Linked DNA regions of Mus musculus: region 2 is linked to region 1. A link is a loop called in an ENCODE intact Hi-C map of the cell type or tissue named here. Cell type or tissue: gastrocnemius. All regions are shown on one strand.

Region 1 (2,500 bases):
CGTGGTTAGCAATTGACAGTTTTCACACCTAAAACAGTCCCATAAGCTCCAACAAGGGCTTTTGTTTGCAAATACAGGGCGATTTCTATACGCCTCAACAGGAAGTAGGAGTGATTGGGGTTCTTACGAAGGTAAAGGGGGGCTATGGCGAAGGGAAAACCCTAAGCCAAGAATCGGAGTCCGGTAACCGTAAGGCAATAATTCCTCGCCCCCTCCCCCAACTTCCCTCGCTTCAAACCCAGCTCCCTCGGATCAAAAAGCAAAAGGGTTTCTGCCCTGCAATCCTATCTGCGCCACAAGAGCCGGAACCAGCTCTGCGAGTGGGAAACAATAGGGACTCCCCCCCCTCAGAAGGCCCGGAAGAGAACCCCGAAACTGGACCGCCTCTCCTCCCCTCTTACGCCGCCGAGTCTCCCCCAAACCCTCTGTCCCCACCAACCTGCAAGGCCTACTTGCAAGCGAGCAGCCGCGGCTCCTCTCCCAGCCGAGTCCCCGGCCAGCACAGCCCTGCCACCCCCCGCAGGGCTGCCCTGCCTCGCACTCCCAACCTCACTCGGGTGTCCCGGCCGGTGTTCCGTCCCCGCTCCCGTCTACCGCACCGCTCGTCCAGAGCTCCCCGCCGCTCCTCCTCCATACCCCGCACACGCCACATTCCTCGGTTCCACTCCTCTCCGCCGCCCCCGCTCTTCTCAGCGGCCACCCGCCCGTCCTCCCGGGCCAGGCCTGGGCCTCGGGCTTCTGCCCGAAGGGGGCTCCCTGATACCCTCAGGATCCTGCCGACCCCGACCACGCCGCCTCACCCCACGCCCCGCGGCTCGGGCCCGAGTCCTACCACCGAGGCCACTCCCGCTCCGCACCCTCGGTCCTTTATTGTTGACTCGAAGCTCCCAAAATGGCGGCGGCTCCTTCCTCCTCGGAAACCTCCGCCCGCCCCCACCCGGCCCCTCGCCGCGACGCCCGCCGCCCCGCCCCGCCCCCGCCGCGACGCTCGCTGCCCGCGCAGCTCGCCGCCGCCGCCGCCGCCGCCACCCCGCACTACCTCGGCCGGCGCCCGCTGTGCCGGCGCCCCCGATGTCGCCGCCGCCGGGCTGAGCTGACTCTGCTGCTCTGCCCCCTCCCTCGCCCGCCGCCGTCGCCTCCCTCCCTCCTTCCCAGCCGCTCCGCATGGCGGCGGCCGCGGCTCCTCCTCCTCCACACAAGATGGCGAGAGCTCGGCCGCTGCAGCTGCAGCCGCCGCGGCGTCACGGCTTCCTGGGCGCGGCGGGCGAGGGTCGGGAGAGACCGGCCTTTGACGGGGCCGAGCTCAGGGAAACACGGGGTTGCTTTCGGGACGGAGGGACGGACGGATGGACGGACGGGCGAGAGGGCTTGCCTGCAGAGCTGACGAGACCGCTGGGGAAATGAATGGCGGTGGCCGAGGACTGTCGCCCTTGCCTTCGTTCGTCCCTTCGGAGCTGGGCTGACGGGTCCCGGGCCGGAGGGGACGTCTGCTGACTGCTGACCTCGGACACACTCGGAGGGCAGCCTGCGCGGGTCCGGAAGCTGAGCTGGGATGGCCGGGAGGACGCTGCGAGGCCAGGGCGTGCAGAAAAGTGGGGCCTTTGGGGCCGATGCTGTCTGAGAGGGAGCGGGAAGGGGCACCGGGGGAAGCAGTGAGCCGGGAGCGCGCCCTCGGTCGTGGGCTATCAAACCCGGAGTGCAGGCGAGGTGACCCTTTGCTCCTGCCCGCAGTGGCACTCTTCTAGAAAGAAGGGCGGATCGCCTCTACCAGTGAGGGCTCGCTGTGCAAATGGGAGACCCGTAGATTCTCCTGCCTGACCCTTACTGCAGATATTTGTGCGTTTGTTTCTATGATTCTCGGATCCTGATGTCTTATCCTTAACCTAGAAAGTCGTCTTGTTCCAAGCAAAACAAACTTTTTTGTTTGTTAAGTAAAAATCGAGCTGGGCCGGAGAAAGTTAAAAACTCGCGTCTTACGCTGCTGGAGGGCTGGAAATACTGACAGTGGTTAAACCCTTTGGGACAGTGCGATTCCTTACTAAACACCGACGTTAGGGAATCCTGGACAGTCAGTACTTAGTCACTGACTTGCAGCTTCCATATTTTTACCGCTGCTTCCAACTTGAGACCAATCAGAGAAAGCCAAATATGCTCTCTAAACCAATGACTCCCTGCTTCCAGCCCTCCTGCTTCTTAGCTAGCAACATCCAATCAGAATAAGTCTGAAGCCCCCCCCCCCCTTTTAAACCGCTGCGCTCTCCTGTTTTTTGTTTTTTGTTTTTTACTTGAGAGCCCAAGTCTACCAAACTCCAGTGCATGCTTGCCATAGCAAGCACAGAGTAGAATAATAGCCAGTTGTCATTTGTGCCACCACACCCAGCACTCTTAATGTATTATGATGATGGTGATGCTTTTTGCAATTCTGAGTTTAAAGCATTTTTATCTCCCACCCAGATTTTAAAATAGCTACTCCTGCAAGGGAATAGGCCCATACCTTGTG
Region 2 (2,500 bases), 120 kb after region 1:
ACTTACAGAGCACTTTCATGAGTATTACCAAATGACCATGTTTTAGGTTTGTAGATAGGGTCTCTGTAGCCCTGTCTGTCTGTCCTAGAACTCACTCTGTAGACTAGGCTGGCTTTGAATGCACAGGTCTGCCTGCCTCTGCCTCTGCCTCCCAAGTGCTGGGATTAAAGGAATGGACCACTATGCCCAGGGACTATGTTTTTGTGTTTTTCTTTAATAGGACTATTTTGTCTTTATGAGTGTCTCCATATGTGTATTATGCACCCGCGTGTGCCTGGTGTCCACAGGTGTGAGCCGCCATGTGGGTTTGAGAACAGCCTGGGTCCTCTTCAAGAACACCAAGTGCTCCTTGCTGTGAGCCATTCTTCCTCCAGCTCCTCCTCATTTTAACCCACTCAGCACACGATCCCCAAGTGTGTCCTAACACTGTGCTAGTTTAAAGGTTTGATCACCCCAATTCTATGAAGCAGGTCTATCTTCATTTAAAGGAAAAGAAACTGAAGTCCGGAGAATCGGATCTCTGTGGTCCTCGTACTTTAGAGTGTAGGGCCGTGGTGAATTTGGGTTTGATTTTTTTCTGTCTTTAGGGTCTCTAGGGTATACTACTGACCACAGGCAGAGGAGCAGCAAACAGATTGGCTCGAAGTTACCATGTGGATCAGCCTCTATCACAAATGACAAGAGGCTTGGCCTTCACTATGACAGGTTCTCTCACTATATAGCCCTGGGTAGTCTGGAATTCTCTATGTAGAGCAGGCTGGACTCGAACTCACAGGAATTCACTTGCCTCCGCCTCCCGAATGCGAAGATTAAAGGTATGTAGCACTAATTCTTTTTAGCATAAGCCCTGTTCATAGTAGATCCAGAAATCAGTATTTATAGTGGTGGTGTTAGGCTGGAGAGATGGCTTAGCCGTTAAAGGCTAGGCTCACAACCAAAAATATAGTGGTGGTGGTGGTGGCTGGGTTACAGGGGTCTCTAATGTCGTACATGTAGTACATAATAAAACCCAAGAGTGATATGTCCCGTGAAGCAGCCCTGTGGAGCGCTCCCCTGGGTGTGGCTGTGACTCATCCCCCAATGTAGGTTCCAGGTCTGGATGCAGAGCCAAGCTTTGGGCAGCCACGAGTTATGGGAGGAACCCTGGAGCCAGAGAGCAGGGAAGGAAAGCGGGTGGCCCTTAGCTGGAATCGAGCGGCTCCCTCTACTGGCCAACTAGGGGAGACGTCGTGCTTCTGTGTGTGTCTGCATCAGGAGGGATGTCACAGGTGTGCCAGCGAGTGTCCATGTCAGCTTTTGCCGGTAAAAGTGTGACATGGGCGTAAGTGTATGAAGGTGCCTGTTTCTGACACGATGTCGCTGTGCCAGCACGGCTCGAAACTGTTTCTGGAAGCTGTACTCACAACCGCATCTTGTACTTTTTGGACAGTGTGGAGCGGGCGCCCAGGACTGGGACTGCTTGTTTTCAGAGATTAGCCATCTTTCTGTTTCTATAGTGATCCGAATGCACAAATAATGCTGGCACTCCTCTCCAGCGTGCACTACCCCGAGTAGGTGGACGCCGGTCAAGGGAAGTTATGTGGAAGAGGCTCAATATTCTGAGGACCCAAGAAAGGGTTAACTTCAAGCCCCACAGTAACTTCAATCATTGGCTCGGGGCACTGCCTGTCAGAGTTCTGAGGGTGGGGTTTTCGAGGCTGCAGTCAGATTGCCCAGAGCCCCTCACTAGTCACTAGTCCCTGGAATCCCCCTCCTGTCACCATCATCATCTTCATCCGACCACTGGGCTTTGCCCCACACTGTGCGTAGCTTGATGGAGACACCTTTCTGGGCCCTGGATGAGGCGCGGATCCGGGCTTGATGGAGACACCTTTCTGGGCCCTGGATGAGGCGCGGATCCGGGCATCCTGGCTTACCCACTCTCTCCAGCAGCCTGGCTTCCTGATAGATGGTGATTATTATATAATAGACTCTCTGGACAGAGGCGTGCCAGCGCTGGGAACATTGCCCCTCCTTGAAGTATGCCTTAGGGCCTGGCATCTGCCGAACCCACCTTACCGCCCAGCTGTGCCGACGTCCCCGGCACCGCCTCCTTCCGGGAGCGGGAGACCCCAAGAGCCACCTTCCCTGGTGGCCAGAAGCCGAGTCCTGGGACAGGGCGGGCCCAGGCCGGGAGTCAGGCCGGCGCCCCGCAGGTCTCTGGGTCGGCCGGCAGAGTGAGGCTTTACCAGCGCCTCGCTAGGATTGTGGAGTCCACCTGGCCCCTCCAACCTGAACTTGGAATTTGGGAACCAACAGAGGTGGGGCTAGGGGGCGCTGGGGCCAGGGTCGGAAAGGGAAAGGAGTTTGGAAAGCTGCGAGGACAGGAAACTCCAAGCTGGACCAGGGGGCCGGCAGGGGCAGAGGGGGGAGGGACTCTTATCCTGACAAGGCTCCCGCCTTCTCCGACTGGAGGGTTTGGAAAAACTGAGCAGGCAGCCAAGGCTTGGCTGGAAATCTT

Evidence for each region. Peaks named below come from ENCODE experiments on the same cell type or tissue, not always from the same donor. Only the 100,000 strongest peaks of a DNase experiment are listed, where the experiment ranks them.
Region 2: a loop joins it to region 1, with 9 times the contacts of the local background. A loop is called at or near these places in 2 of 42 quality-filtered maps.

Annotation. Positions count from the first base shown.
Region 1 is chr9:44,603,285-44,605,784 of GRCm38, reverse strand. Ddx6 (DEAD (Asp-Glu-Ala-Asp) box polypeptide 6) reads right to left here and starts at 893. Exons shown (of 14, transcript NM_181324.3): 1 at 833-893. In gastrocnemius, a CTCF peak has its summit at 1,190; DNase peaks (open chromatin) are centred at 563, 880, 1,120 and 2,144; H3K4me3 peaks cover 2,500 bases; H3K27ac peaks cover 2,500 bases.
Region 2 is chr9:44,478,965-44,481,464 of GRCm38, reverse strand. No RefSeq gene overlaps it. Among named protein-coding and RNA genes, the nearest start is that of Gm22540, 3.7 kb to the right of the region's middle. In gastrocnemius, CTCF peaks have their summits at 1,213 (motif pointing left), 2,113 and 2,325; DNase peaks (open chromatin) are centred at 1,191, 1,670 and 2,475; H3K4me3 peaks cover 1,665 bases; H3K27ac peaks cover 2,311 bases.